2 separate regions of the Homo sapiens genome follow, and region 2 is linked to region 1. Evidence: chromatin loops called from intact Hi-C (ENCODE). Cell type or tissue: endothelial cell of umbilical vein. All regions are shown on one strand. Each heading gives the region's core, and the rest is flanking DNA. Links, peaks and the distances in the headings are about the cores only. Region 1 overlaps LINC02008 (long intergenic non-protein coding RNA 2008). Region 2 overlaps LINC02008 (long intergenic non-protein coding RNA 2008).

What was found. A loop is a pair of places that touch in the nucleus more often than their neighbours do. Peaks named below come from ENCODE experiments on the same cell type or tissue, not always from the same donor. Only the 100,000 strongest peaks of a DNase experiment are listed, where the experiment ranks them.
Region 2: it touches region 1 in a loop (2.4-fold over the local background); 2 of 110 quality-filtered maps call a loop at or near these places.

Annotation. Positions count from the first base shown.
Region 1 is chr3:82,123,511-82,139,930 of GRCh38, reverse strand. All of the region lies in intron 1 of LINC02008 (long intergenic non-protein coding RNA 2008), which reads right to left. Among named protein-coding and RNA genes, the nearest start is that of LINC02008, 150 kb to the right of the region's middle. In endothelial cell of umbilical vein, for the core only: a CTCF peak has its summit at 6,737 (motif pointing right); a DNase peak (open chromatin) is centred at 6,760.
Region 2 is chr3:82,073,934-82,090,353 of GRCh38, reverse strand. All of the region lies in intron 1 of LINC02008 (long intergenic non-protein coding RNA 2008), which reads right to left. Among named protein-coding and RNA genes, the nearest start is that of LINC02008, 96 kb to the right of the region's middle. RefSeq lists a silencer at 1,360-1,429. In endothelial cell of umbilical vein, for the core only: no CTCF peak of the experiment used is centred there; DNase peaks (open chromatin) are centred at 9,463 and 9,873; H3K27ac peaks cover 1,318 bases.

The DNA.
Region 1 (16,420 bases), core at 5,781-8,280:
TCAGTCTGGAAAATATGTACACAAAAGTAGATGTGGAACACCATTATAACTGCAATACACTAATAACCATAAACCTATGGTTAATTCTGTCTTCATTTATATATTGTCATATGTATCACCTCATTACCAATCAAGTTTATACAGTAATATCTGGTGATCTTATATGCTATGCTGATATGGACAGGAGGTAGGGAAATAATGGGTAGAAGAGGGCAGTCCCCAATGAGGGCCACACGCTCAAGCCTGGACCTGTGGCCCAAAGTGAGAACGTGCATTGCTGTTTTCCCACCTGAATGTTGCCTTTTCCAAAACCATCCTGGCCTGCCCCACCTTGTACCCATAAAAGCCCCAGAGTGGCAAGCAGCAGAGAAGGAGAGAAGAGAAGGAACAGCCGGACATCAGAGAGAAGCAGCTTGACTTCAGAGGAATGGCTTGACCTCGGGGAAGAGTTCAGCCAGGGACGGTCTAACTCCATGGGAAGACCACCTTCCCACTCCATCCCCTTTCCAGCTCCCCATCTGCTGACAGCCACTTCCACTGCTCAATAAAATCCTCCACATTCACCACCCTTCGATTCGTTCGGGTGACCTGATTCTTCCTGGATGCCAGATGCAGTTGCAAGAGGCTATCACACTGACCCTCCACTGAGCTGTTTAACATTTAAGCCATGTACAGATGGCAAAGCTAAAAGGGCACACTTAACACACGCCCTCTGGGGCTCCAGGGGTCATGGCAACCCCTAGACGCTGCCACGGGCCCACAAAAAGTTCTGCTCTTGCCAGTTGCCCTGAAGCTCTCATCCTGGCCTCTGCACCCACTCACCTATGTGCTCCCCTCCCTCAAGGGGTTGAAAGCTGTGAGCTGAGTAAATGAGCCAACCTTTTGCAAGTCCCTGAAGGGGTCAAGGGAACTATATCCCATTTCAATATGAGGCAAGTTATCCAATCATTGCATACTAATTGCAAAGAGATCTCTCATATGAATTTCTTCTGATTATCAATCTTTCAAAATATATTGAGATTTAAGGGATAATCACATCAAAAGAAACGACAAGTCATAGTCCTGCCTCAAAAAAATTTCTTTACTAGAGGAGAAACAGAAAAATGCAATTAAATGCATGTTAACGTCTTTATATAAAAATCACACACAATCAAATGACATTTATTCACATCACAGCTAAAGCTGGGGTGATTCAGATAATGGGACCCAAATGAGGTTAGTGATCAAGTTTTATTAGTGGTGATTCTTCAATAAGTTTGCTTGTAGAAGTTAAACACACGATGTTTACTGACTCAGAATTCCCACGCAGCAAATCTGATTATATTTATTAAGCATTATCTATGAAACAAAACTTTTTTATGCACTAGGTTAAAAAAATAGTAAGAAAATTTGTTTGTATTTTTAAAGGAAAACAAACATTTTTTTTTGTGATCTGTAAGGGAAAGAAAAGTATTTACATGTTAAGGAAGTAAATTAAATGGGATGTTATTGCCGTGAAGAATTGCTGGACAGTTCAAGTCAATTGAGATTAATAGTAATATTTGTATTTGTATAATTATTTACATATAACAATTATCTTTCTTAGAGTTGTCCTTAAATAGTTTTGGGGGTTAAATTTTTACTATCTCCATTTTATTGATCATGAAAGTGAGACTCAGAATATTCAAAGGATACTGGAAAATGGAAGAGTCTGAATTCAGGTTTCCTGAATCCTGATTTTGCTCTATTTCTGCATATATGCCCTGGCCGTGAGAAGAGCCTGGAAATACATCTAATTTGATCCAGCAATTAAATGAACTCTTAAAAACCAGAGGGCCCAATGGAAATCTATTAGTGCATATAATTAGTCAAGCAGCCAAATAGCTTTCTTCTCCCTTGGGGATCCCTCATGCTGTCTGATTGTTTCAAATTCTGCTGATATGTCATTGTATGCCATTTTATATGGTCCTTTTGTTTCTTCGTTTTTTGTTAGATGATTGAAACTCACTGACAAAATTAGACATAACCAAGTGGGTCATACTGTGAGTTTTTACCTTAAAAAGTATCCCTTTTCTGTTAATGGAAAAAACAAAGCCCTGGTTTTCAAAATATTTTCTTGCTGCAATGGAAATGCAAAGTTGATTTAGTATGCCCATGAGTTTCTATGTGACATCCTGATACTCTGATGAGAAAAAAAAAAATCTAAAACTATTCATCACTACAGCAGTAGTGTGGAATTCTTTTCCTACCACCATCCATTGTCAAAGGAGTTAACTGACCTAAGCTCACCATGTCTAAGTGCATTTTATTTTGGCATCAGCCAAAACACTGGCATATTCTCCTTGAAAAAGACTATGCATTGTATCTGGGAGGAATCAGGAAACAGTAATGAGTTATTGCTGGTTATCTCTTTTTTTTTTTTAATTTAGTCCCATGTTAAAAGAGAACTTTAACTGCTATTTATGAGCTTCATGCCCTAGATTACAAGACTTTGGCAGAAGGTGGAATTATAACATCAAAGTCTACCGAACCTATTCTGGTTTATTTTCATGTGTTTATTTGTAATTCATACCTCATTACAAAATAAGCAATTCAGGACAAATGCTGCAGAAGTGAACATAACAGGTGTTCACTGGATTGTACCAGGCAAACCAGAAGGTATGTTTCATTCTGACCACGTACCACACTATCACAGCACCCTTGGTAAGCGGCAATACCTCAGAAAAACATAGTTGCATAGTGTGCCTAAGGAGACTGGGTGCTAGGGTTCCTATCTTGTCATATAATCCTGGGAACAATACTGGGCCTATTATTTGTTTAATAATAGGTTAGGAAGCCTAACTCATTTAATAATGAGTTAGGGAGCCTATTTACTTATTTAATGTATTTATTTGTAGCAGCTTAAAGAAAAACATATTTTATAAATTAGTAGAAAACTATAAAATTTAAATGATGACACCAGGTGCAGTGGCTCACACGATCCCAGTACTTTGGGAGGCCAAGAAGGGAGGATGTCTTGAAGCCAGGAGTTTAAGACCAGCCTGGACAACATGATGAGACTCCATCTCTACACAAAATTTGTAAAAATTAGCCAGTGCAGTGGCACACACCTGTAATCCCGGAGACTCAGGAGGCTGAGGCGGAAGGATCCCTTGAGCCCAGGGTTCCAGGCTGCAATGAGCTATGATTGTGCCACTATACTCCAGGCTGGGTGACAGAGCCATCTCATTAAAAAAAATAAAATAAACCTACAAATCAATTTTTTCCACCATAATATAAAATTCCCTGGATGAGATAAGAAAAATAAGTGGGTTTTTTCTCGCTGAAACTCTCTATAAACTTTGGTTGGTGACTACTGAGAATATTTCTGCATAGACAAGTTCTTAATTCAGCTGTATTGCTGTAGGTGTGAATTTCAAAAAAAAAAAAAAACAAAAACAGAATCTTGGCCAATTTGAATAGTCACATATTGGTCTAGTTTTCTCTAACAGAAATCTATCATACCTTATGCATTGCTTAAATTAAGAAAGACGACTTTTCAACATGCACATGCATTTTATTTACTCACTCATACTCTATCTGCCTTGTTCCATAAAATATGTGAGACAACCACATGCACACATGTAATTTTCATAAAATTTAGTGTATCATCAGGTTTGTGAAGCAGATTAGACAGCACTAAAAACCTGCCTATTTAATTTCTTCTTCTTTTGTTGTCAATAGAGACAGGGTCTCTCTATGTTGACCAGGTTGGCCTTGAACTCCTGGCCTCAAGCAATCTTCCTGCCTCAGCCTCCCAAAGTGCTAGGATTATAGCCATGAGCCACCACACCCAACCCTATTACTTTAATTTCTTATGCAAGTACACTAAGAGAGATGATAGTTGCTTATTCAGAATTGGGACTTGAGAACAGAAAGTAAAGTCTAGAATCTAGCCCATATTGTCAATATCTTCATTCCATTATTGACTAAACAGTGTATGTTAATCTTAACACAAACTATAAAATATATTCAGTTTTATCAGTTCCCTGACACCATATCCAAATAATTTTAATGTAATTAGGAAAAAACTGAATTATTGAGCCAGTATGAACACATAGCCATTTAGATTAATTCTTGTTCTACTAAAAAAATGAGATAGAAATGTCCACACCAGTTTCATTTCCTTTAGCCTTGTAAGAGAACCAGTATTTTTATAGAATGGGATATTTATGGGGTTGAATTGTATCCCTCTAAAAAAGATATGTTGGTAAATTCCAGCACCTTAGAATGTGACCTTAATTGGAAATACCATCATTGCAGATGTAATTAGTTAAGATGATGTCCCACTGTAGTAGGGTTAACCCTTTAATCAATATAAAGTATCCCTATAAAAGGAAACAGAGACAGAGAGAGTGTGACCATGTGGAGATAGGAAGAGACTGGAGTTATGGGGCCACAAGCCAAGGAAAATCTAGGCTACCAGAAGATAGAAGACGCAAGGAAGCATTCTTCCACAGAAGTTCCAAAGTGAGCATGGCTCTGCCTACACCTTGATTTCTGACTTTTAGCACCCAGAATTGTGGAAGAATGGATTTCTGTTGTTTTAAGCAACCCAGTTTGTAGTAATTTGTTACAGCAGCCCTCAAAAACTAAGATGAGAATGAAGAATTTTCAAAATAAAAAATATTTATAAGTAACAAAAATACATATTAAATTTTAATTTTAAATGTCCATTTTTATACATCTTTTATTTTTATTGGAAGTTTATAATTTCAAAAGCCTTTTGTTGTAGATATTTCAAGACGGTGATAGCAGAATTACGTCTTCAGAGAGTAAAATTGATTAGTATATTCAACTGAATTTATCTCATGCTTTTATAGATTGTATAAAAGCATTTATAGATTTATAAATTTATTTATGTATTTATAGATAGATTGTATCTCATGCTTTTATAGATAGATTTCCCTTCATGAATTCACTCAATTTTCAACATTTCTCCCATCCATATCAGAGATTATTCCCTTATGTTCAGTTGTGTTGATTAACTTCTATTTTTAAAATATTCTTTGCTTTCTTACTGATTATATAAGACAATTTTAAGAAGTTTTGCCCTTGAGAAACTTTTTTCTAAAATTGCATATGCCTTAATTTGTGGATATTTATGTTTATTTATGTATGAATACTGAACAGAAATATGTATTTGTATGTAAATGGTCAATCATATCTATTTGACTTTAAATTTGACCAAAGTTTATTATTGAAATTTAAAATGAAATTGTATGACATATATGTCTCTCTTTGTATTTATCTTTGAAGTAAACTTTGAATTAAAATTTACACAGTATTTGGCCAAGATGGAAAGGAGCTCCATTCTGTGATTATTTCTTTCATTTAATTAAGTGGGCATGAAGCCTTTAGGAAAAAAAAAAAATGCATGTGCATCCAGAACCCTGGCTCTCATTAGAGAAACTAACAGCAGAGCTCTTGAAATGCACCTGAGCCACATGTGTCGCCTTGGACAGCAAACTCTTTTTTTAAAATAATTACAGAATTAATTCCTAACCAAACAATAGATATCTGGCCATCATGAACAAACATTTCAAGGAATTACAGTAATGAAGAAATTATCCAGTATTTGGTCTTGTGTGTGGCTAGTATCTCATCTTGATATTATATGGGAAGGTGGTAGCTGATACATGCAGGAAAATTTAAAAAAACAAATCAACACTGACACCCACATTTTTGACTTATTGCTCTAAAAGTTATTCCAAATTTAGGTAATTTTTTGTCAATCTTTTCAGAGCAGTGACAGAAGATTGAAGTCTGCAGCCTTTTTTGGGGACTTTACATATTCTTTGCTGAGAACATATTGCTTGTGTGGTAGACAGAATGATAGCCCCCTCAAAGACATTCACAGCCTCATCACAGGAACATGTGACTGTGTTATCTTACAGGGCATTTTCACAGATGTGATTAATAAGGACCATGGCATGACGAGATTGTCCTGGATTACTCAGGTGTGTCCTTAAAATGAGTCCTTAAAATTAGATTATCTTTTTAAGGTGTGGTCAGAAAGAGGGAGATGTAACTATGAAAGAATGGCCAGAGAGATGCAACCTTGCTAGCTTTGAAGCTGGAGGAAGGGAACCATGAGCCAAGAAATGCAAGAAGTCTCTAGAAGCTGGAAAAGGCAAGAGAATTATTTTTCTCCTAGAGTCTCTGGGAAGTAACACAGCCCCATTGACACCTTGATTTTAGCCCATGTCAGATCTTCCAACCTATAAAACTGTAAAAGAATACATCTATGTTTTAAGCCACTAAATTTGTGGTAATTTGTTACAACAGTTATAGTAAACCAACGTACCTTTGTGTTATACTTTATTTTTAAATACCTTTTTATTCTTTAGATAGTCTACATAAATTTTAATCACTTACTATCTATTTTGCTGAAGTTAGGGTCGTAGTGACTAGTGTGTACTTGATGAAAATATTATTTTGAGTTCATCCTCCAAAACCTAGTAGGATATAAAAATATTTGGCTATAAAATAGAACAATTGTAAATTATGCACGTAACACTTAATTATGGTGGCAAACACTGCTGGCTCCCAATCGCTTAAAAGCTGAGTTTTAGCCCTTTGAAAAACTCCATTTTAGTGAAGCTGCAAAATATTTTTTTTTTTACTGGGATAATTTCTAAGAAATAAGATACAGTGGCACTGACTGCATTCTGAATTGCTCCTTGGTAACATGGGACTCTATTACACTAAGTGTCCAGCAGGGGCCGCAGTGTGGAACTTTTCCCACCATCCAAACCAGATGAAGTTGGCTGAACCTAAACCTGCTCACGTGTGAGTACATTTCATTTTATCATGGGCAAGCACTTAACATACTGTAGTTCAAAGAGAAATAAAAATTATGTTGTGTATGAGAGGGGTCAGAAAAATAGAATTGGGTGTTGTAAGGTCATCTTTTTTATTTCCCCATATGTTAAGAGAAAATCCTGATCTCAGCATATATTTTACATACTAGTAGGCAAAATCATGGCAGAAGCTGGAAGTAGACAGTGGAGTTCCACCAAACCCATCCTGATTCATTTTAATGCAACCATTAATTGTATTACTTGTATTCCATCCATTATTACAAAAGTGTATATTTCAGGTTCAAATGCTAAACAGAACAGGACACTAGCACAAGATTGTCCTAACCAAACCTGGATTTGTGGTTTGCTCTGACCATGAGCCACTCTACTGCAGAGCCATTTTCAAATGGGAATCCTCAGAAAGGAATAGCTGCATGCTGTGCCCAGGAAGGCTGTGTGCTTCCTACAGTAGAGTGCTGGTAAATGTTTAACAACCAGCTCTCAGGGTAGAGGAGTGAGGTTGGGAAATACGACTTGTAGCATTTGTTAATTTCTGGGTGTAAATATTTCTACCATGAACAATTTCAAGCTACCAAATTAAAGTCACTGAATGTGGAATTGGAAAGAGATGCTCACAATCATTCCTAACAAGCTGGTAGGCGCTGACTCCAGTGCACCACTAGCTGTCTCTAGCTGTGTTCTGGGATTCACACACACAAGGCATGTAGGCAGAGCCATGCATAGCTGGATTCTAAGGATACCAGAAGTGACTATCGTAGACTAGAACTGAGAAGTTCTTCCTTTTTCTCTTGGCATTAACTATAAGTCACAGATTCTAACATGAAGGAGTGGGGAGCTGTTGGGGAACTTTGGAAGTTTATTCAGTTAAAGATTAAAATACTGCATTGTTTTAATGTTATTATAAATTCCTTTAAAAAGTGCAAAATTAGAGATTCACTTACTGGTTTTGTAATTATGCGAATTCAAATTTGGGGAGAGCATAATTTATTAAGGACAAAAAAATCTGGCTAAACAAAGGAACTCAGGATGTGGAAATGAACTTAGAAGGTGTCGAAGGTTCTCTCTCTGCTGTCTAGCATCAATCATTTTAGAATGTTTGAACATTTGAACAACCACTTTGTAATTCATTCTAGTTTTCTTGCAATGGCATTAAATGTTTTTATAAAGTGAGTGTTTTAGTCCATTCCCACACTGCTATAAAGAAATACCTGAAAGTGGTTAACTTATAAAGATTAGAGGTTTAATTAGCTGACAGTTCCACAGAATGTACAGTAAGCACGGCTGGGGGAACCTCAAGAAAGTCACAATTATGGCAGAAGGCAAAGGGGAAGCAGGCACATCTTACATGTCCTGAGCCAGAGGAAAAGAGGTGGCAGGAGGTGCCACACATTTTTAAACAACCACATTTCATGAGAACTCACTATCACGAGACCAGGAAGGGGGAATCTGCCCCCATGATCCAGTCACCTCCCACCAGGCCCCTCATCCAACATTAGGTATTACAACTTGAAATAAGATTTGGGCAGGGACATAAATCTAAACCACATCATTGGGACTTCTAAATTTTAGTTGTGTTTTCTTCAGGGTCAACTGGTGAAACTTTCTCCAATTATTCAATAAGTGGATCACCAATAATCTCCAGTTTTGAAGCTTTTAGCAAACTGTAATGATTGAACAAAAGCTTACAAGGAGAAAGCCATTAAAATGTATTCCACAAAAGCAAAGGAGGAACTGAACACATTAAGAGAATACAAATAGTGAAAACAATTTAATTTTTAAAATTTTGTTTTGTGATTTGTGATATACCAATTCATGAAAATGATTTTTTGATGGAGTTGCTATTTTTTAATTTGAAAATTTACATGCTGAAAAAAGTGGAATAAAATTCAGATTGCCTAAGATATTATAGATGTGAATTTAACAAAACATTTAGATGAATTACAAACAGTGGAAACTTAATATGACACATCCTATCTTTAAAAAATATACTTTGAAAGAAAAGGCTTTTGAATGGAGGCAGAAAGACAGCCTGTGAAAATATTTGTTCTGAAAAATTATAAATTCCAAAATGGAAAGAATTAGAATTGGTAATAGCCTCCATTTAGCAGAACTCTCTCTAAACTTGCATGTACTTCAGTACCTGTAGAAAGAGTATTTCTTCAGTTGAATGAATTACAGTACATAGAAAGGTCACTTGAATTTATGACTACAGGAGATCTTATAAGGAATTAATAATAAGTCAGTTAAAATGTATTTTCAGAAAAATGCCAGTTACTCAGGATTAGAGATAGAAATGGATTTAAGTGTATGAGTATATAACAAGAACAACTATTCTGCATACTTTAATTTTTTATATGAAGACAATCAATATAAGAATATTTTAAGTTGACTTTAATATACATGATATATATTATTTTTAATTTTTAGAAAGATTTTTAGATATGAAAAAAATTACTGAATGACACTATTTGAGGGGCCAAACAATATTACAAAGCCAGTTGGTTACTCCATTAATAAATGTTTCAAACCATGAATTAATTTTAATTATGTTTTTGTATCAGGTTTAACTCATAAAATTGTCCCAGTTCAAAAGACATATCATGGTTTTTTGCTACTCTAAGACACACAGACCTCTATTACCCTACGGTCTAGGATGAGCTCCCTTCCCTCCTTCTCAAAGTCACTCCTCAGTTTGCCAGAAGCTCCTTTTTTACAGGGATACAGACCTATCAACTACCACCAGTTCAAGTCACTAGCATGAGCTCACCAGTGAGGTCAGAATTTAGGAAATGGTAGAAAAAAACTATTGACTTCAGGCAGCTTCTGCTTTTTAGCTATCAGTGAGCACAACATTGTGCACTGGTTTAAAAAGAGGAAGGAGAAAATGCAGGGTGTTGTGTAAACTGACAACTTATACGACACATTACTTATCTCTAGCCGTAAAATAATCCCTCATTTTCTTTATAGTCTTTCTTTTTCCATAGTTCTGTCTTTCCTTTTACTTCAGCAACCTTTCCCTTCGTCACTTTGAGCTGCTTGGGAGGTACCCAGCCTGGAATCATAATTCTAGTCTAAGAAATGCTATTTTCAATTAGTCATCTTTCCCCTGCTTTTCCTCAGAAAGAATTGTTTGTGTGATATTTAAGTTAAAATAGAAGCTGGAGAAGGTCTGCTATAAAAAGAAGGGGCTTATGATGTCCCAGTAGAACTGCAGAGCTGATGTGAATAACGACAATTGTTGGTTTCAAGGGGGTGCCTTGCTGACTTAGGGTAGAGTGATCAGATCGCCTTTATTAAAATGCAGACACACTCAAACTGATTGACAGTAAATCCTTATAGAAGAAAAGCATCCTGTCCGCATAAGATCATTACAAAATCCATCAGCAACATTCTGCTTATCCTCTATTATAGCAGATCTTATGCACTGTAATATTTGTGTATATGCCTGCTTTTCCCACTAGACTGAGCTGTTCAAGAACTGGGATCTTATCTTATTAATCTCTGTATCCCCAGGGCCTAGTATAGTCTGGGCACAAAATAGGCACTCAATGAATAATTGCTGAATGAAGGAATCATGAATTCAATCATGTCTACAAATTCTTAAGTCACAAATCCTGCAGATGCTTGAAGAATGTAATGAATTATTTGCATCGGTGTTACATGGTCTGTTTGTTGCAAGTCATCTGCCATGGGGAAGCTTCTCTTTGTCTCATTAGCATCATCTCAGCATTATCAAACCATGTTCATGAAACTTGCACCTATTTTTAGGATGACTAGGACCTTATCCTATAAGATTTAAACATTTCTTCATTAGTTTTCCCTCACTTTCAGCAATTCTATAACCCAAATTGCAATGTGATTTCAAATACGAAAGCTTGATGAAAGGAAAATATTTAACTTTCACAGTTGCAAGATGTTTTCAAGATCAATCGCCTGGTATAATCCCCTCAATTAACAAATGAATCAACTCTTACCCAGAAAAACTTAATTCATCCAAGTTCAGAGGATTGGTTAGTAGTAAGGCCAAGAAAAAAACCAATCTTCCTAACCTTTATTTTTTCCATGATATTAACTGAAGTTGGAAAAAGCAAAATAAAGAGAAACACAAATTAAAAGTAATGAAGAAGCAACTAAAATAAGAAAATGAACAAGGAGAAAAATATGTTTATGCAACAGATTTACTTTTTAAAATTTTGGTGCAAAACTCCTTTAAAGTTATTTACATTAAATGAATCCTGGTGATTTGAAGGAATCCTGTCTAGGTCAGCTTCTCCAGACAATAGACTGAGCATCTGAGATCTGCATGCAGGAAGTGTATTGGGGGGTGCTCCCAGAACAACATCTGTCAGTGTTTGAGGGGACTCAGGTTGGGCATAGGAAGCAGTGGCAGTTGCAGCAAACACTCAGCCAATCCAATGGGGTGCTAGGGAGCTTTGGTGCCCCTTCAGAGTTGTCCCCAGTTAAAGCAAGGACACTAGGCTCTTTACTGCCACATCAACCAATCAGTGGACTCAAACTGAGGGCACGTTTTGGGGAAAGATTCATCTGTGGGTCTTCAGCAGCCAAGCTTCCTGGCAGCTGGGGTAATAAAAGTTTCAGTCCTAAAGAAGAATTTGGCAACGCAACACAGGGTTCACTACTGTCCACTCTTTGTGCCATTTGGATCTACTTACTTAAGGTAATAAATTCACTTCATCCGAGAACAGCTCCTCCAGGTTTCAAGCTTGTTTCTTTTTCTAACAAAACAGCTTCTGCTGCTATAGCTAGTCAGGAGGCCGCAGCTGATATTATTTTCCTCCTTTACTACTCATTCCAGATTCATTTCTGCTGACAAAAATGGCTTACTTCACGCCTGTAATCCCAGCACTTTGGGAGGCCAAGGCAGGCAGATCACCGGAGGACAGGAGTTTGAGCCCAGCCTGGCCAACGTTGCAAAACCCCGTCTCTACTAAAAGTAAAAAAAAAAAAAAAAAAAAAAAAATAGCCAGGCGTGGTGGCATGAGCCTGTAATCCCAGCTACTCAGGAGACTGAGGCAAGAGAATCGCTTGAACCTGGGAGTCTGAGGTTGCAGTGAGCTGAGATCGCACCACTGCACTCCAGCCTGGCAACAAAGCGAGACTTTGTCTCAAAAAAAAAGAGTGGCTTACTTAGTGACCTAGCCCCTCATCCCTGAGGTGAAAAAGTCTCTAGTCCTTTGCTTGCTCAGACAGTGGCTGACGCAGTTGTCCATTTGTTCTCACAATTGGACAAGAGATTACCAAGAGATTAACTACTGTATCTCCTGGATCTGAAATACATCCATCTCTACTGCACCCATTGTATAGCCACCAACTTTACGTCTCCTTGGTGATGTACATCAACTTCCCTACCAGGGGAGTATCTCTTTTCACGCTTGCTAGTCTCTTGGTAAAAGAACTCCAAAACCAGCAGGCAGCAGCCACAGCTTAAAGTATAATGGGACACTTGCCGCACAGCCTAGTGGAAGGATTCTCCCATTGAGAATCTGGACCTCTAGACCCACAAAGTCAAAAGTTGTGGGGATGAGAAACACAAATTCCTCAACTGGGTTATTGGGATAAGGTTAAATGATACCATTCCTTGATTCTGAGATGCATGAATCCTTTTTGAATAAGCAGCCAGGCTGCAAAAGTTTGCGTGGTACAGTTTATAAGACCAATGACCAAGTAGATATATGTCAACAGTCACACTCTGTGTGCCATAAAGTGTGTCCCTTGATTCAAAACAATGTTATAGAGAATTCTCTGTTGGTGAAACAAATAATCTATAAGCCCTTGAATAGTGGGGGTGAATATGGTCCTGTAGACAACATAAATCCACAAATATGGAGTATGTGTCAACAGAAGTCAAGATAAATTGCTCCCCTTTCTAGCATATTAAGGATTTGATGGAATCACTTTCCCACCAAATAGCTTGCTGGGCCCCTTGAGGAAAGGTCTCTGCATTGTGCACTGTTGCTGTCAGCTTGTACATTTGGGAGCAGCAGTAACTAGATCAGTTACTGAATAGGAACCCATCCTATTGATCCCATTCATGAACAATATATCTGCCACCCATGGTTATTCCATTTATGGTTCCATTTTACCAAAACTGGGTGACTGATGACAGAGCCTGGATGATCCCAACCAGCTTGTATTCTTGATTGCTTAGTGCTTCTTATGTGATGGATCATCCATGGGGAGAATTATCACGCATTACACATTTTGCTTTGTTTGTTGTTTTGCACTTCGTGCCCACTCCTATATGTCCATCTATATACCTTGTCCTCAAAAATATTTTTTCCAATCCTAAAATCATTCTCCTTCCAAACTCCTGATTAATTGTCTGACTCATCCATCACTGTTCGTGAGCCCATATATATTCTAACCTCAGGCCACTTTTCTCCCACATATGTACTCCTCAAAGTTATACCCATTGGGAAGATTTCTCCTCACCTCTCTCTTCAGGCCCACCCCATGTGTTGATCTGTAGCACAGTACATTTATGTCTGTCTGGCATACTAAGCCAATCCATCTATAACTTAAGCTTAGCCTTTTTCTTCCTCCATCAGCTATTCATAACAAATTCCCCATACACAGCAGGTGAATGTTAAGTGCTAAGTGAGATGTGCCAAGGCGACAATGGTAGATGACATGGAGTCTGAGCCACCTGCTTGTGTTGCTTAGTTGTGCCCTCTGGCCCTGTTCATGCCTGATGCTGGCATGATTAATTGCTACTGGGCCTCAGCAACCTATGACTACATTAGTTTGGCAGAATCCAGCTCTGCATGGTTACTCGATGTCCATTTAGGTGGCCTGTCTCTATCAAGACCCCTAGCATGCCATGGCTGCTTGTCTAATAGAACATGATTTTTCATTGCAGATGGCATAGCCTTGCTCCAGAACACTAAAGAGTCCACATTACAATTCACCATTTGGGTCATGCCATAACTCCCCATGGTGATTTTTGCCTACCGCCGACATCTCTAATATTATACAGTCTGCTTTGTTGTCTTCAAACAAGAGGTCTATGTGGCACAGCTACTGTGTCAAAACCAGAACCTTCTGAAGAGTCCCTTCTTATTCTGTGTCCAACTCAAAGATGTTGGTTTTCCATGTTACTTGTTTACCAGGAATCATGTTTCCTTCTTAGTGGTGGGAGATGAAAGACACACAAACTGTCCTTTACTGTGGAGATGATCTGGCATATACTAGACCACACAGCTTATTGATGTAGCATGTCCGTGAAGCTTCATAGAGTTTATAGGGAATGCCATAATTTCCCATCCTCTGGACTACATGTGTCTTAACAAGGCCACCAACATACATGTTTCTACCTCATCTAGTCCACTCAATACAATGCCATTAAAATAGTAGACCAATGTAATATTATATGTTCAAATAGTTTAGTTTACTGTAGACTACATGTATGACATAGGGTAGAAGAATTATATCCCTAGGATAGCACTGCAAATGTATATTTGTGTCCATCACATGTGAATATTCACTTTTTCTGGTTATCCATATTTTTAGTGATGGGAAATAATGCATTCGACAGAACACTGGCTGTTTACCAAGTTCCTGAGACCATGATATACAGAGCCAGGACTAATATGAGGTCAGTAAGACACTTGCGTCAGATACAAAGATTTGAGGGAACATCAAAAACTCAGTAATCAAGATAAATATTACAAGGTAAATATTTTTAAAAGTTAAATTAGGACAAAAAATCCATGATGAGCAAAATATTAAAATTGTTAAGAAGGACAATATTGGCATTAAGTTTTTATTTTTTCCCATGCTTCATTTTAGCTTGGCATGGTGCTACTTCTGATTCTGTCTTCCTTTAAAATTTTATTACATCTGGCATAGCTCCTACAATTGGGGCTACTACTTGGTTGAGTTTGTAGTAGGCCACTGTCATCCTCCAGAATTCATCTGAATTTTCTGTTGCTGAAGCAAGGCTACCAAATTAAATTGGGGGTATGATGAGAACCATCATTCCTGCATCTTTTTTGACTTTAAGCAAATTTTATGCAAAATTTTCTTGGTTTACTGTCTTGGCCAGGTTCAGAAACAGTTTCAGAGGCTTCTACTTAATGTTTTCCATTCCAATAGCTCTTATTCCACAGGCCAGTGGAATTAAATGTAGTCTTTGCATTGTAAGTAAGCATTTGGTGATGAGAGAAATGTCTAATGGGTTCATGTAATCAACGTACACAGGAATCCATTTATTACCTGCCTCTATATGCTCCTGCTTAACTGGGGGAACATGGTGAAATTGCAGGTACCTGTGTAATAACATCATCTGAACCTCCAATGCCCTACTGTTTTGTAAATATCTAACTATTCCCCTTTCCTCAGTTTATGTTTATTCACGATAAATGATATAAGTCTGTTTGAATAAGAACTGGGAATTGTTATATCACAATATGCTTGCTCTTGTTTTGCAAAGTCCTCCCTCCTGGGGAACCAGTCTTTTTAGTCAGTGGGGTCTGGAACTGAAAACTGGCTCAGATCATGAAACTGGGGAATACAACTGTAATATTTCATGGGAGATAGCAAACCTCGACCTTCTGATAATCCCTCCTTGACTTCCTTTGATTTTTACAAATGAGCAATATCCTTGTCAGCTGTCCAGCTTTTTTTTTTTCCCCTAGGCCTGCCATGTTCTATTAAATATCAACATATCTCTGAGAGTCAGCTCTCCCTGGCTGCTCCTGTGACCTTGCTGCACTGCCACCTATTTCAGGATTCTATATTTCCCATTTTATAAGGGATGCTTCAGGTCCTGGATGTCAATGTCTAATCTGCCATCTTTTCTGTATTATATAACAATATCTTCTACCATCGGTCCTGATCCTCAGAGTATAGTCACCGCTGACCTTCACAATCATATGTGTCCTTCTCACCTTACTGCTGTGGACAACAAAATGTTTTCCATCCAGACCCTTGCAGAATATACTCACAGGTAAGTTTTCAAGCCCTATGTGTTCTATCAACTCTTGTAGGCCAACTTCTTTGAGTATTTTGATCCTTTCTTCCACTCTCTGCCATCTTAGTTTTGGCATTTGTATCTCACTTAGTGAAAGCCATCACTTACTTTCAACTTTCAAGAGCCCACCTAGCAGTATGTTAGTTCTATCCTCTGTCATCCTTGCAGGGCATATTACCCATATCATGAAAGAATGCTTGCCATGAACCATACATACATACATGGTTCCTGCCAGTACCTGTTAGCTAAGTCATGTAGTTCCTTCAGCATGATGTCCTTTTTCTCCCTTTGTAGGCCCAGCACATATGTGGCTAGATTATATGGCAACTTATCCCTTGTAAGTCTTTGATCAGGACTGGAGGCAGAGTGGCTCCTAAGTGACCGGGTTGTGTATTGTCTTATGAGACAGAGGCCTGCATTGTTTGCAAAGAAAGGGGAAGGACTGACCTTTAGTACGAAAGAGTAGACTACTTTTGAATACATTAATAATACAGAGGAATATATAGATTAAAATTTTTCAAGTGCTTTGACCCAGTTTTCCTCATCTCAAGCCTTCGGGCTGCACCCCTTCTCAATCAGGACCCTG
Region 2 (16,420 bases), core at 8,638-11,137, 52 kb after region 1:
CCTTTCGACCCTTCCTTTTGCCTTCTTCATGGGACTGAAAAAAGTAGGTGTTCCCTCAAGAGTTAGGGAAAGTTGTTGACACAATGGCCCAAAATGGATGGCCAGAGCTATATTATAGTAAGGAGAGTGTGTTTACACTGGGAAAGCCTGAATTTGAGCTTCACAGACCATAAGGGGTGAGCACGGCCCTTTACTAAAAGTTAGAACACTGCAGTGTGTTGAAACCCATGTGGACATGAAGGTGTCTGTGTAAGAGGACAGCCAGGTGTGGGTTATCACAATTCAAGTGGGGTGAGAATGGCATCCATGTGGGAGGGATCAGGAGGCTGACTTTTGAAATCTTTCTACAGTCCTTTTCCAAAATTAATAGGGCTGACATGTTACCAAGAGGGTACTGTAGAAATAACAGAATGTAATATCTGAAGCTAGGTTATAAAAGACATTGAGGCTTCTGTCTTATTAGCTAGGATTACTTGCTTTGGAGGAAGCCAATATTGTAACAGCACAAACAGGCCTATGGAGAAATCCTCATTGAAAGAAATGAATGCTTCCTACCAATAGCTACCAAGGATACTAGCCAACAGTCATGTGAGTGAGCCATCTTGGAAGTACATCCAACAGTAAAGTCAAGCCCTCAGAAGACCGTACCCCCAGGCAACATGATGCTACACCTCTTGAGAGAACCTGACCCAGAACTCCCAAATACCCTATGTATGTTTCTGTACCCTATGCACAGAAACTCTCTAAGATAAAGTTTTGTTGTTGCTAAGTTTCGGAGTAATTTATTACTGCAATATTATACATGTTTGATATTCTGGCATTATTATATCTTTCATTAGACTAGCATATATGAAAAGAAAACAAGTAATAAAAATTATATGAAATAGTCACCTTCACTCACTGAAATCCAAATTTACACAATATTGGCATAGAATGTCTATCACGTTGTACATTGGAATGTGTGAAGGTGTGGATAGATATTTTCATGCATCGCTAACGAATATATAAACCATAAAATCCTCTGAAGGAAAAAAGCCTTAACACATACTCAACTGCTCAACTGGGAGTTTGAGTCCATGTGTTGTTAAACTCTCTCCCTGTATCTCAAAATGCCAAATAGAAAGACGGAAACTACTTTCACTCACTTCATTCTCCTGCAACGAAAATGGAAAAGAAAATCTTCAGAAAGGTAATGAAGATACTTCCTAGATAGGCACATTAAGCTAAAGCTCCCTCCTTGCTTCCTTCAGGCAACCGGACCATTTAATGTGGTAAATCAAGACTCCAGCAAGCAAATCTTAAATTTCTCTTCTCCCTTATCATGGACACATTTGAACAGGGACTTCACATTCTTGGAGCCAACTGATTTTAACTTCGTTTCTGAACAGAGGTCTCACTTCCCCTATTTAGTATGAGCAAACAGACAAACCCAGACACAAGAACAGGGCCAATTTAAGAGGCAAAACTAATGCTTCCCTGAATAGTAGTTTTTGTTGTACTTCAGGAAACAGAAGAAAACTTTAGAAAATCTATAATGTATTCTCAGTGTCTTTAGAGGCTTTCGCATATTCTAGCAATCAAAGAAACAAAATTAAAACTGTCATGTCTTGGCCTTTCGAATTGTTAAATAATTTTAACTGCCTGTGTTAGAACAAGGGAAACAGAAACTCTTAGGCAATGTTAATTGGAGAATAAATTGATATGTTAATTCAGAAGTGAAAGTTAAAGTATGTAATAATAATCAGATTTTTTGATTCAGTAATTATACTACTAGGAATTTGTCATTGTAAAGATAATCAGTGAGACATACTAATCTATATATAATGTTTATAGCATATTACTTAAAATAGAAAAAAATAATAAAAATGTCTATCAATATAAAATCATTAAATAAATTATATGATCAGGATGCCAGACAACTTGTTTGACTAAAATGTAAAGCAATTTAGTTCATAAGTCCTCATTTCAGTTAAGAATCAAAGAAAAAAATAATTCAAGTTAAAATAGACAATAACTCCATCATTAACATGTTCAATTTATTATTTCAACTAAGTTAAATCAAGATTCTCTCTCTTCTCATTGTATTTTTCTTTTCCAGAAAGGCCTACGTTCCCAGGGAGCTTTCTCAATGTCTCTGATTCAGTAGATAAACATGTGTTTGAGTCACTATCCCTTTTCCTGCAAACTTGCCTGGCCTGGTTTTCAGCAGATTCTGGTATCCACCATATCCACTACATCTCCTAGTTATGTCCATGGCCTCGTTATGCCTTGTGATCTCAAAACCCTTGTTCTCTGAGTTGGCCTAGTCACAATTTCAGTCCTCTACTAGTTAGCTGATCCTCTCAGCATGTTTTAATTTCTTTCTAACCTGAGACTAAGGAAGCTATTTTCCCTGCACTATTGTGGCATTCTTGAGATTTTCTACATAGACACTTCTCTTGCCGTGGCTCATACAGCACTTAGATATTGGGTTGTATGTGAAAACTGTCATAGACCTGCAGTCTCCACCATTCGACCACGAAAAGTCTTTTGCTTGGGCTCCACTACCCTCACGTCTGCAGTTTTAGTGCTAGAAGCGGGCAGTGATAACCTTGTTTTCTCTATTGCAAAGCTCTCTAACATCCCATCCCCGGCCAATTAGCTGTGCTTATATCACTTTAGAAAGGAAAGTGCTCTTAAGAGAATTACTCTTTAGTTCATATTATAAATACGTTAAGTCTTTGAGGCTCTGACTTCTTGAAACATAGGAATCTTATTCTATCTTATCAAAGCCTGGTTCTTGCAAAAGAAAGCTTTCTTCTCAGGATTACATTTCAATACATTTCAATATCCTGTTCTCGGGATACATTTCAAAATCCACTTTGCACTTTAGTTAACATAGTATTTTTTAGATTGTATATAACCTCATATTCAGGGCAAGGGGTATTTAAAGGTAACTCTGCACCTGAATAGTGGTAGGGGATAATGTGATTTTAAAAAAAGGATTGGAGTAAGCAATCTTTTAATTTAAGTAATATTAATTTTCCATTTATGCAAACACAGAAATGAGAATGAAAGAAAATATGCTAAAATATTTATAGTGGTTGTGTCCATATTGTATTTTTTTAGGTTTTCTATAAGGATATTTCTATAATTGATATGTTTCTTCTGTGTCTGATAAAATTATTATCAAAGATTCTCAATTACTTTTTTCTGTGACTATTCTGGAGATCTTTTTCCTCACTCCTTGTAATATTGCTTTTGTTGTTATTTTAGAGACAGAGTATCTCTCTGTCACCCAGGCTGGAGTGCCGTGGTGCAATCGCAGCTCACTGCAGCCTCTCTCCTGGGCTCAAGTGACCCTCCCACCTCTACCTCCTGAGTAGCTGGGACTACAGTTGCCGACCACCACACCCCACTAATTTTTTTATTTATTTTATTTTAGTGTAGATATGGGGTCCCACTATGTTTCCTAGATTGGTCTCAGACTCCTGGGCTCAAGCGACCCTGCCACCTCGGCCTCTCAAATTGTTGGGGTTACAGGCATGAGCCACTGCACCTGGCCTGATATTATTCTTGTTAATAAATTAAGATACCTGCTTCTTTATTTAAGGTAATTTTTCATCCCACCTGCATCACTTGAATCTATGTTCTTCTGGATTAAGAATAAAGCCTTCTAATTTTCCTCAGTGGTACCACAACATCTTGTATATATTTTAAAAGTTTTTTTCAATACGACAAAACAAATTACAGGACCTATAGCACCTAGTTGTCTTTGGACCTTGATTTTATCTGATGCACCTCTCACTGGGAACTTAGTTTCTAGACAAGATTTTGCCCATCATTCATCTACTTTTACTGTTTTCATAGTCTTATTTTTTTTAGAATCAAATAGAACACCCAGTGTTCCTGTAATTCTTATCATTTGATGGGTATGCAACCAAGATACACCATTAAAAGAAGATACAGGCTGTTTAAATCCCTATTCCCTAGTTCAACAGAGCCTAAACATAAAAACATTCATGAAGAAATTCAATACCTCCTTCTCTGAAGTATGTTTCTGTTTCTCTTAAAATACTCTATTTCCCCAGGTCCCTAGAGTCTCTTGGACAATACCCAAGAGAGAATTTTTAAGTAACCAATGTGTTTCTTATTTATTGACTGCTGTTGGAGTTTTCCTCTTTAAATTCAAGGTGGCTAAGAACAACTTTCTTGAAGACAACGGGGAATTTGCTTTATTTGAAAGGAGAATATCGAATTCTAGTGTATGATTTTGATGGAAAAACCAAAGTAAGGAAACTCTAATACATACTGAAAATAGCATGTTTGGATCTGCTACATTGCAACGAAATGATGTCTCTTCCTACGGAAGCTGGCTGCCTTATCTCTTCCTCTCTCAAATAATGGAGTTTGAGAAATCATTTAAGTAAACTAAAACATTTTCAAATTATTGGATTAAACTTCCGCTGCAAATTTTAAGTGGAGTAAAATAGGTAGGCTATTGGGTAAACATTCACCCTCTGTCAGAGCACAAATATATTTTATTTGTCAAAGAATATTTTGGAAGATAGTTATTTTGTTTTATTTCTATTTCTTTAAAAGTGTTAAGGAAGCTTTGATAAATAAAAGGAAAAGGATTTCTAGAGATGCCAGTGAGATTTTTCCTATGAAGTTACTTCAACACTCATTAAAATTTAGTAAAACCTAGAATCAGAGAAGCGTCATGCTATTTGGATTTGTTGTGCAGAAGCTGAGTTCTGGTAACTGCCAAGACCATTTGTTACGCAGATTCCTATTCTTCTTCCTTTTTAAAAATGAACAATGAAGCTCTTTATTCCCCCCATTCCATGTTTTACAGCTGAGTCACATTTTTTATTTACAAGACACCTGCCTCCCCCTTCTCACATCTCTGAAGCAAAAATCGGGGAATAAGAAAGTCCAATTTTAAATTCAATCAGCACACAAGCCATTTGATGCAATGGATTCCATTTCTGCCACTGTTTCTGCCTACATCCCCCATGTGAGGGGAAAAAAAATTTTTTTTTCTCCTTTCAAGAGCTGTGCATGTGCACAGGATGGCTAAAATTCAATTTGAGTCTGTAGGATTATTGGCAGTAGTCGTGGTCCTAGTGATTGACTTTAACCCCTCAGAGCCTCCCTGTGTTCCAGAGAATGCTGATGGGTGGCATTTTAACTTCCCTGAGCTTCAAATTTTAGACACCAAAGTGTTTTAGAGAAGAGAGTTTTACACAATTGCAAATACACCAAATCTCTGCATGGCTCTTGGAAATGAAAGTATGCTGTGAGCTTTACAGGAAAATATAATTTTATAGAGATCCTTAGAGAGAACAGGACAGGAAGGAGTTCTTGGCAACTCCAGCAGTCATTTCCTAAAGGGGAGAAAGATGGGGCTGGTTTAGTTATATGACTGATTCTAAAATCCGTAAAGGTTGATTTCTTGAGTTTTTCATTATTTTGACTCTCAGCCTACTCAAATGAATTAAATAATAGTCACAAACTAAATTGGCTTTCTAAAGAAGATACAGCTTTGGAGACCTCTTCTTGGCACATAAACTGACATCGTATCTTCTATTCAAAATCAGAAGGCAAGATTTCCTAAGAAAGTATCTGATTAGAGAAATTCCACAAAGTGAGTAGAAATGACAACTCATTATGTCCCCTTTTCACATGTGGAATCCTTTAACTGTTATGGAAACACTGTTTCCCCTTGCTCTTGGAGACTTAGAAAAACTTAATCTCTACCTCAGTCTCTAAACCATTCCTGCACCTGCCTCTATGTTCCCAGATACTTCTGAAGTCAGTTCACAGAGCAGCTCAATAGAATGCAACCTGGGATAAAAAATCATGCCTCTTTTTAGGGATCCAGCTGGGTCATGATTTAAATTTAAAGGAATATCAAATCAAGTACTGACTGTGAAACTTCACCATCTTCTTTTTGATTTTCTAATGCTCAGTGTGTCAATCTAGAAAGTTATTTAGTTGAGCTGAATAACTACAAAGGGAAAAAGTTTCACCAGGTTACATTCAGAGAGGGAATGCACTGGGGTAAATTTTTTAAAGAACAAACTTGGGTGCATTAAAAGATACTTTTCATGATTTAAATTATGGCCCAGCTGGATCCCTAAAAAGAGGCATGATTTTTTTATCCCAAGTTGCAAATGTATACCTACATACATAAATATTTATATATATATGTATACACACACACACATATATAGCTCCTCAAAATAATCTTACAAAACTTCTTAATGAATAATTGTGGGGATCTGAAATTTTTCATTGGTCATATAACTTTATAAGTTTTAATGAAAATATTTTTTCAATTTCTATAACCAAGCAATGATTAGCTTATATTAGGTAAATATTTGAACTCCATAAAAAAGTCTAGAATAAAACTGCAGCCTGTAATCACGAAGCTAAGAGAGAGAATTAAGATTCTCCAGTATATAGAATGTCAGCATTTAGCCACTCACCCACAATAGAACTATTTCTCAAATATGTGTGTGTATATACATCTTCTTCTCATATTTTGAAAGTGGGTACCAGATGGTAAATTTAGGAAGAAGACAGGGAATGATTGGTTTGGAATAGCAAACTTTTGAGGAATATGAGTAAGAGGAATAAACAGGACCAAACAAAAAATTATCTATTATTTAGATCTAGGTAGGACTAATTTTATCAGCAAGCAGTTAACCAAATTCAAATAATTATAGAGCAACTATTTTTACCCTGAATTTTTTATGTCACATAGCAGAAGTAAACAATTAAAACATCATGTCTGCTTCTTTTCATAAATTTGTAGTTTGAATAACTAAAGAGAAAAATAGGAATGGGGTGGGAGTTGTAATTGATGTACATTTAACTCTCAACAACTATGGTTTAAATAACACAGTCTTATGTTTGTATGCTGAAAATTTTAAACATGTGATTCCTTTTATATAATCTGGGCCAATAAAATTGTCTTAAATATAAAAACCTGACAGCAATCAATGATCCATACTTGAAGAATGGTAAAGAATGGGTGACACAGGAAAAAAAAAAGATGAATTTATTCTTCATCTGATAGTTGATTGATTGAAAAAACATATAAATAGATGAATTACTAGGCTCTGGAAAAACAAGAGGCCAAGATTTTTTATTTTAAATAGGCATTATTCGGCAGTTTACTTCCTGTGAAAACTGAACAAGGAGAATACAAGTATTAAAGATGTTAAATTTCAAGCTATAAGTGTCTGATTCAAAAAAAATTTTAAAAGGGAGAGAGAAAGAACAATCTTGAAACATGATCCTTAAAACACTATTTTGAGTTCTGAACATTTCAAACTTGTTTTTGCTAACCACAGAACTTCTCAGGCATGAAAGCAACCCCCAGGTTAAGCAAGGGTATTTTATATGTGGGTGCTCATGGCTATTGGCAGTTACACCAATTTCTTTCTGATCTGTCATTTGTGTACATACCCAGCTTCTGGTTATCATACTTTCAACATTAAGTACTTTAACCTCTAACCCCCCTCTCTTCTTAGCTAAATGATCCCCTTGTTTTATCTTGCTCTTATAAATCTTTTTCTGAAAATTTTCATTATTTGTGTCAATTGTGTTTGAACCTCACAATACATAAAGAATCTGATCAGAAGTCACATGAACAGTAAAATTTACTAATACATACCAGAGACCTTAGAATAAGCAGTGTTGCTTATCTTGATCACCTTGTTTTACAGAGAGTAATATTTTAAAAATTTTTGACATCTGTTTAGGGTAATTTTATCAGAGCAGACACCAGTCCAATTAGACTTCTGTACCAGGGTGTGGCAACTAAATATGAGTCTGAAGTTGAATATTAAATGTTATACATAATTATATTACTTGGATACACACACATATTTATGTATACATGCACACATATCTTGATAAATTATAGAATGCTTTTAGCAGCATTGTGTAACTCTGACCCTAATATTTTTGTAGTGTGTGCATTACAAATTAGAATCCAATCAAGAAGGACATTAAATTATTAAAATATCCATTGACATCTTTCTAAAAAAGTGACTGATAAAGCTTATTTGTAAAACATTGCATTGTGCCCACATGGAGGATTCTTGTATCATTCTGAAGACTTTCAATATTTGGAAAATGACTGATTGAATAGATACAGATAATCATATGAAATTGGTATCTTTAAACACCTTGCAGGTATTGTCAACCAGGTTTGATTGTAAATATAAGAAATAGTTTAAATTTAGGTGAATGTACCAATATTACTATGCATACATGTTTTCCTTTGTAAATTAATTCAAAACCATAATTCATTCCTTGATGCCCTATCAGTTATAAATAATTAATCTTACTAATCAGGAACATATAAAATAAAGTGTTTCTATACAATAATTTGTCATAGTCTAGATTTTGAATTTTGGAGATGAAATTTGTAACTTACTAGTAAGCCCCCTCTAAATGTTCCAATGGTAACATGTCACAACCTGCCCAAGCTTTTTTCTTCACAATTGTATGCTGCACAGGCAAATTTACTACAAAATACTTCTGCAGAAGCACCTTTAGTGTTTTAGAATTACAACTTCATCCCATGCATACAATCTTTTCAAGTCCCATAATTGTTTGAAAGAAGGTTTTGCTTCTTTGAAAAGTGACATTGCCTACCCCAGGTTGCAACTGATTAAAACTGAGCTCTAATTGAGTGCATTTATTAAAGTTTTCTATTTAAAATAATTGAGATATGGCTCTGCAAGCAGTGGTCCATATCAACTATGTCATATTATAAATGGAATGGAGCTTACGTCATGCCACCTTTAGATAATTTGTGCAATTGTCTGTGAAGTGCTGCTAGACAATCTCTGTGAGTGACTGTTCTTGTCTTTTTATTCAAATAAGCTTTATAATAGGCTATTAAGCTTGTTTTCTAGAGATATACTTCAATAATTTATACAGCATTGCAGTCAAAACTAACCCATCACTTGTTTTTAGCAACGTATCTTCCTAGAAGTTTAATTATTCAGTAAATTCACAGGATGAGATCAACTAAATGTAGAAAATCTCATAATCTCTGTCCCAGAAGTGCTGAAGCACATTTAGTAATGAGAGGAAAAGCTAAAATATTGATAGCTAACAAAAGATAGAGCAAAAGTTATAGCACATATAGTAATAACAAAAAAACACACCACTTTAAAAATATGTTTTTAAAGGTCCTTCAACTTTGATGTAATTGGGCTTTTACCATGTTCTGATCTTTACTACTGATATTCTAAAATCTCACATTTCTCCTCTCCCCCACTGAGATCTGCCCTGGCATGTACTTAGTCAGAGGTGATTTTATATGAAATCTCTTAAAATAGCTCTTTATTGTTTATGATCCACAGATCTGTATCAGAGGCATTGTTCAGTTCAGCACATTGACACCGCACGTAAGGATGGCTTAGATTACCCTGAGATTATCAATGCTCTCCAAAGAGCTGGCTTCAAATCATTCTGGAAGCATCCACAGTAAATATTTCACTATCGACCTAACACTGATTAAAGAGATTGCTATTATTGAACAGAGAGGAGTCAGCTGCCTCAAAGTTTGAATTCTCTCCAAAATAAAGAGTTGTCTTTGATTGCCTTTGACCAACTTCATTTTTTAGGAAAAATCCTTGGGTCATCAGTGAACAAACATACTTTTTGAGACAGAGATATGGGGACAAACTGTCTTCTTTTTCACTACGACATTTTCTGTTTTAACATAATGAAGATTTAGAAAGCTAACTGATAGTCTGAGCTAGCTCTGTAAGTGTTTTCTGATCAGTTAGCCTGGAGTTGTGCCTTCCAAGATGTTACATCAGACAGATTTCCTGAGTTACCCACAGAGACACAGAAGTCACCAAACAGGATTGTTCAAGGGTAGAGAGCTGGAGACACAACAATACCACAGAGGATGTCACAGAACATAGCTTTCATCTCGCCACAGTGTTCTTGTGTAAAACTGTAAAGCTATATGAGACATGGCAATTTCAGTTCACAGAGGTTTAAGGGAATCTTTGTTTCTACCACACGAGACCTTTAATGTGAGTTTGAGGTTCTAATAAATTTAAAATCTCAAAATAAAATCTGGCAACCACATGTATGTTTGGTGTAACGTCCACTGGCATTAATATAACTTAGACTTGAACACACCCATTAGATAGTTTATACGACTAAGTATTTTTAAAACTATCAATACATTTTAATTATATTAGTGTAACCCCCTCCATATGGCTTTTATATAGTCTTATGTAGTCAATAATTTCCATCTACTGAACCCAGTCAATTATTTAAAAAAAAAAGACAATCTTTTCTAATGAAAAAAATTACTTCTCTCTACATTTAACGGAAAAAAAGGTCATTTTGGGGGTTAGGAGTAAAAATAACATTTTTGCTGGTTTCCTTTTAAAATATTGTTTTGCTTCATGTAATTCAGCAAAGAGGCATTTGGTCTCTCAACATAACTGTCTACATGATCATATGAAGAAATTATACCAGTTAAATGTCATGGTAAAAAGTGTGGAAGAAATTCAGATGAAAATTAGCCTGTAAATAATCTTGTATACTCTCAAAGGAAGCACTTACCACCCTGAACACACTTGCGGTGACTACTGGGGTGAACACAATCGTGATCAGTTTGTTGACAGATTCTGATTCATTATAAACTAACCTTCCTGAGAAAGTCGTCACAAGGTTCTCTGGTGAATAGCTTGTGCTGGAAATTATTAGGGTTTCTTATGCAGATAGTTACCCAGCACGTGACCCTAAAACAAATTGCCCCTTCTTCCAGAAGGGAAACTGCCCTGAAATAGATTGCCCATTTATTCACCCACTCCCTAAACCGATGCATGCTGATTGAAAATTCCAGGGCATGACTTTTCCTGGAGCTGTCCTCTATCTTCATTTTAGCTGTCCAGAAAAAGACAGGACATCCAAGCTTTCTCATCCCCTCCTCTTCAGTCCCACAGAAACTGCTGTCATTGTGTTACTTTCTGCTGGCCAGGCAGGTATGAGGCTTCCACTGAGGTGGATGTTAAAACAGCCACATGGGTCAGCAGGCAGATGGAGAAAAGGACTAGGGAAAGCGAAAGAGTGCATGCTTTTTAAAAAGACAGCATACCGCGAGGTCACACATATGCCGCTGGGTGATCTGACACTGCAATACTGACAGTTGTTAGATAGAATTTAAAAGATGGGGGGTTTTGTAAAATTATTTTGGACAGTTCAGTGCTTCTAGATAATTTTATAGGGTGCTCTGACATTTAAACATCTGAAGTAAAACTTCCTTTGAAGGCCTGACAAAGGTATAGTCATTTTATCATAAGCCAAACAATCTTATTTTTATAAGAATAATTTATCAGAACTGTGAGTTCCCTGCTGAATCACTTAAGTGAAACTAAGAGAAATCAGGAAGTGAGGATGAAAGACAGGACGAAAGAAAGTTGGAAACGCAAGGAAATACTGGAAAAAAATAGATACATATTCTACTCAGTAAATGTTTTGTGTCATCTCTGAAAGAATAGTAACCCCGAGAGGCTCCAGAAAGTACAACTCTGCTTGGCAATGATTAGATTGGTGGTTAGACCACCAGCCCTGCAGAACAGTATGACTTATATGCTATTTTCCAATACCAGGATTGGAAATCTAATTTACAGTACCCAGCCCTTTTCCAAACACCAAGGCCTCCATCTAAAGTATGTCATGCTATTAGGAACACAACCATTTAACCTCGATGGCAGCAATTCTTTATGAGCAAGGTTCATCCTTCATTCTCCACAGTTTGGCTAATAGATGGATTCAATAATACTCTTTCAGAATCTGGGTACACTGGGGCTGCTTTTATGCATAGGTAGAGAAGCAATCAACAGCATCTGGTGTCTGAAGCCCAAGACAGCTGACGTCTACAGTGACTCAAATTGCCACACTTTCACTACTTCAAGGAACAGCGTTAAAACCAAAACTATCACACTGAAAATCCTCAGGAGGTGGCATTTAAAACATAAGATATACAAATGGTGCCACTGAGAACTGTACAGGACAGAACCTATAAGGCCAACATTTAAAGCCTCCTTGAAAGCATTTAAAAAGAATATTATTTTCCATAGGAAGACAACATCTTCAGCCATTATCACCCATTAACTCTTTCTCCCTGTATCAGACAGGGTCCAAGCAGAGATACAGAACTAGTGGGAGATAGATATTAAGAGATTTACTGCAGAGAATTGGCTTATGGATTATGGGTGGTGGCCAGGCATGTTCACAAGCCTTCAGGAAGGGCAGGCTGAAAACTCTCAGGCACAAGCTGAAGCTGCTGCTCACGGCCGACACTCCTTCTTTAGAGAAGCCTCAGTTGTACTTTTAAGACCTATCACCTGATTGAATCAGGGCCACTCAGGTGATCTTATTTAAAATCAACTGATTATTCACTTAATCACACCTGCAAAATACAGCAATGCCTTAATTAATGCTTGATTAAATAACTATAGATTGGACGTAAGGCTAGCCAAGCTGACACATAAACCTAACCACTATAATTTCCTATCAAAATGGTTTCAAAGTTGACTGCTTTAGTTTTCTATAGTAATAGTAAAGAAGAAAACTAATAGCCAGGAGAGAAGATGTAGTGACACCCTATGTAGTGTAAGTATCCTCCTAGGTCCCTATCCAGAAATCTGAAATAGACATTTTTCAAAAAGACATGAATAGGCTGGGTACATGGTGGCTCACGCCTATAATCCCAGCACTTTGGCAGGCTGAGGTGGGCAGATCATTTGAGGTCAGGAGTTCGAGGGCAGCCTTGCCAACATGGTGAAACCCTGTCCCTACTAAAAATACAAAAATTAGTAGGGTGTGGTTGTGGGTGCCTGTAATTCCAGCTACTTGGGAGGCTGAGGCAGGAGAATTCCTTGAGCCCGGATAGCTCCACTGCACTCCAGCCCGGATGACATCTCAAAAAATAAAAAATAAATAAAACGAAAAAAAATGATATGAGGATGTAGCTAAAAGAAGAAAGGTTCAACCTACAGGGGATTCACTGTATTTGATAAAGGAGGAAAGCAATATTTTAACATATTAGTGTGCTTTTGTTCCTTGTGATTTTCATTTCCTTTAATTCCTGTTTATTTCCTGGCCCTTTCCCCATTTAGACTAAACTCAGAGCCATCCAGTGTTTCATGGAAGCATTGCAAAATCCCAGTCCTGTGAATACCAGAAGCCAAGGCATAATGAGGAATTCAGAAGAAAAAAACGTCTGCCAGGGATGATTTTCCCTCAACTATATACTAAACTCCAAGATGAGTTAAAATCTGCTTTTATGATTCTGAGGAAAACCGCAGAAGAGTGAGAGACAAATGAGTGAAAAAGAAAGGTAGGGCTTCGTAGGACCACGGTTAACCTATTCTACTGAGTTTTAATTCAAGAAGGGGAGAAATGATAAATATTTCATATGATCTAATAGTAGAATAACCTGTGTTTCTTATTTCATTAGATTTATCCACACATCTGGATAAATGTGTGAAAAAGGAAACAATTTTTTTTAATCTACCATGGGAAAGATCAAAAGAAATATCTTGGAGGACTGTGACCATCCTGTAGTATGTGGACTGAAACTATCCCCATAATATGCTATAAAGGAGCACAGCATTCTCAAAGAGGAGACTTCATTTGGTTAGAAAAATAAATGATATTTATGTGAAATGGTCTTTCCTTGGGGACTATTTCAGTATTTGTTATCGTGGAACTAATTTAACTTAAAAATTTGTTAGATCAGTGTCCTTTCTACCAACAGGTGACATAGAATATTTATAGCTGATGTCTTCAACACTTCATTCTATAACTTAACAAATATGTTCACCACAGACTACCCTAAATCATGTCAAAGTTTGAATCTGAGGCTTCTAATTAGATGCCCTAATCACTTCATTAGGTATTTCCATAGTTTTAACATTGTAAAATGGCTACACTTTGGGATGATGATAAGGTAAATTCATGCAACAGTTTTATTCCAGAGGAAGTAACATCTGCAGGAACTCTCCGATTGCATGTGCTGTCAGTAAGATGCAGGCCTCAGAGTCATAAAGGCCTGACAACACATAGACCTTGGAGTTTGAACTATAATTTGATGACATGTTGCTGCCATTCCTACCGGTTCATCTTCTAGCTGATGCACTGACTTATCTTAACAAGAACTGTTATATCCTGGTCCAAGTTTGCCTCACTGGGAACTCACAACCAAGGGAACTCAACCTTGTTGAAACTCTTAGTTCCTTACCATTAATGGCAGATTTGGATTGCCTGTGGGATTGCAGCTGATGTGTAACCTCTGCCTCACTCAAGCATATTGTTAGTCCGTAGCCCTGAGTGCAGAAATAATTGACAACCTGCTCTATCTCCTTCTGTATAAGCCTGCAGGGCATAGTCAGCCACGTTAAACAACTGCTAGGTGACTGCTTCAAATATTGCAGGCTTCTACTGAATCCTGCTCAAGGGCAAGAACTTTCTGGAGGAGGAAAAGGAAATCTTTATATCAGTGTTCAAGTTTCTGGTTGCATCACTGATCAGGATGACAGAAAGAAGACTGGATATTCTAAAACAGGAGGCACACCCATCTCAATCCACCGGACATAGACAAAAGATAAAATGGGGCTATGTACATAACATTGCCACTCATGTTGAGCAGCTTTTTAATCTGTGTAGCAGTAGACATGTTGTTTTTTTAAAAAATAAATTCATATACAAAGAGAACCAGAAGATAGGCAGAAAACAGACTCTTCCAATTTGGATAACTTAATTTAAATGTTTTCCCTTTCCAATTTCTTTTCCAAAGTGTAAAAATATTTTGCCACAGTATAATGTTCTTTTATTAGTTATTGGTCACTACACTAGTCATCTACTGGTACATAACAAACTACCCCAATGCTTAGTGACTTAAAATAATTTATTATTCCTTATGTTTCTGAGCGTTGACAGGCTCATCTGGGTGATTCCTGCTTAGGGTCTTTCACGTGACTGCAGTCAGATGACAGACGAAATTGAAGTCATTTGAAGACTTCTTCACCTATATGTCTAGTATCTAAGCTGGGAGGAATAGAACAATTAGGAGTTGATGGAGGTCTCTTTCTCTCACTTTCTATCCCTGGGGCCTGTCCACATGGCTAGCTTGGGCTTCTTCACAACATAGAATGTTCAAGGTGTTGGATTTCTTATCTAGTGCCTAAGAGGGTCTTCTCAGAGGAAGGAAAATGAATCCACCAATTCTTGAGGCCTGGGTCCAGAAACAGAAACAGCATCACTAATGCAGTATCTGTCTGCATTCAAGGGGAGAGGTCTCTATATCTTAATAGAAGGAATGTCAAAAAAGTGGCATTTTAATCCAACATAGCTACCAATAACAGCAAGTCATTTTTTTTCCATTAGTGTATTTTCCATTTAAAGTACCAGTTAATGTTCCCTAATGATTAATAATGACTTTTTGAGAGTTACATACGCAAATACTTTATTTGTGACCGGTATGTGATTAGAGCATTGTAGGTTATGATAAGTTGAAGTCATTTTGACATAATTTATCAGTAAGGCCATCTATGGTACGCATTCAGAGTGCAGGTTCAAGTAAACACCCTTATAGTTCACTAGTATCATGTACATTATATATTTTACATAATATAGACTTTATTTTTATTTGCTGTAAGTAAATATTACATAACACCAACTTCAATGGATTCTACAATATGAAATTTCCCAAACCTATAATCCCCTCTCTAAAAATGGAAAGAAGATATGCATATGTTTATATTTCATAGTTACCTAAAACACGCACGTATTATTCACACAAGAGCATGTTCAAATGTAAACAAATGGTATCAATTAAAATACATTTGGCTGCAAATAATATAATGGCCAAATGTCAATGGTTTACATATAGGGATATAATTATTTCTCACAATAAGAAGTTTGAAGACAGGTGGTTCCAGAGTGGCAGCAATGATATTACTACTAACACTGGGGTCTTTTAATTTATTTCTCTGTCCTTTTAAATATGTTGATTTTTCTTCCTTAGTTTTCTCACTTCATAGTCAAAAAATGGCTTTCACTGCAACAGGCATTATTGTCTTATTCCACATCCCAGATCAGTGGGAAATAAAAGGCAAAACAAAATTTTTCTTTATCCGTGAAAATAAACCTTCCCAGAAACTCTAGTAGATATTCCCCTTTATTTCCCAGGCCAAAACTAGGATATATGCTCACCTCAAACCACCTCAAACAAGGCCAGACCTTGTTTTTACTCAATTCAAAGGGCCTCTATGTGATTGATGTAATATCTTAAACGAGATTTCATAAGCAATAAGAAATGAGAGAATGGCTTTTATAGGCCATGAACAGAATCTATTAATGAGTTTTTGGTGGATTTATA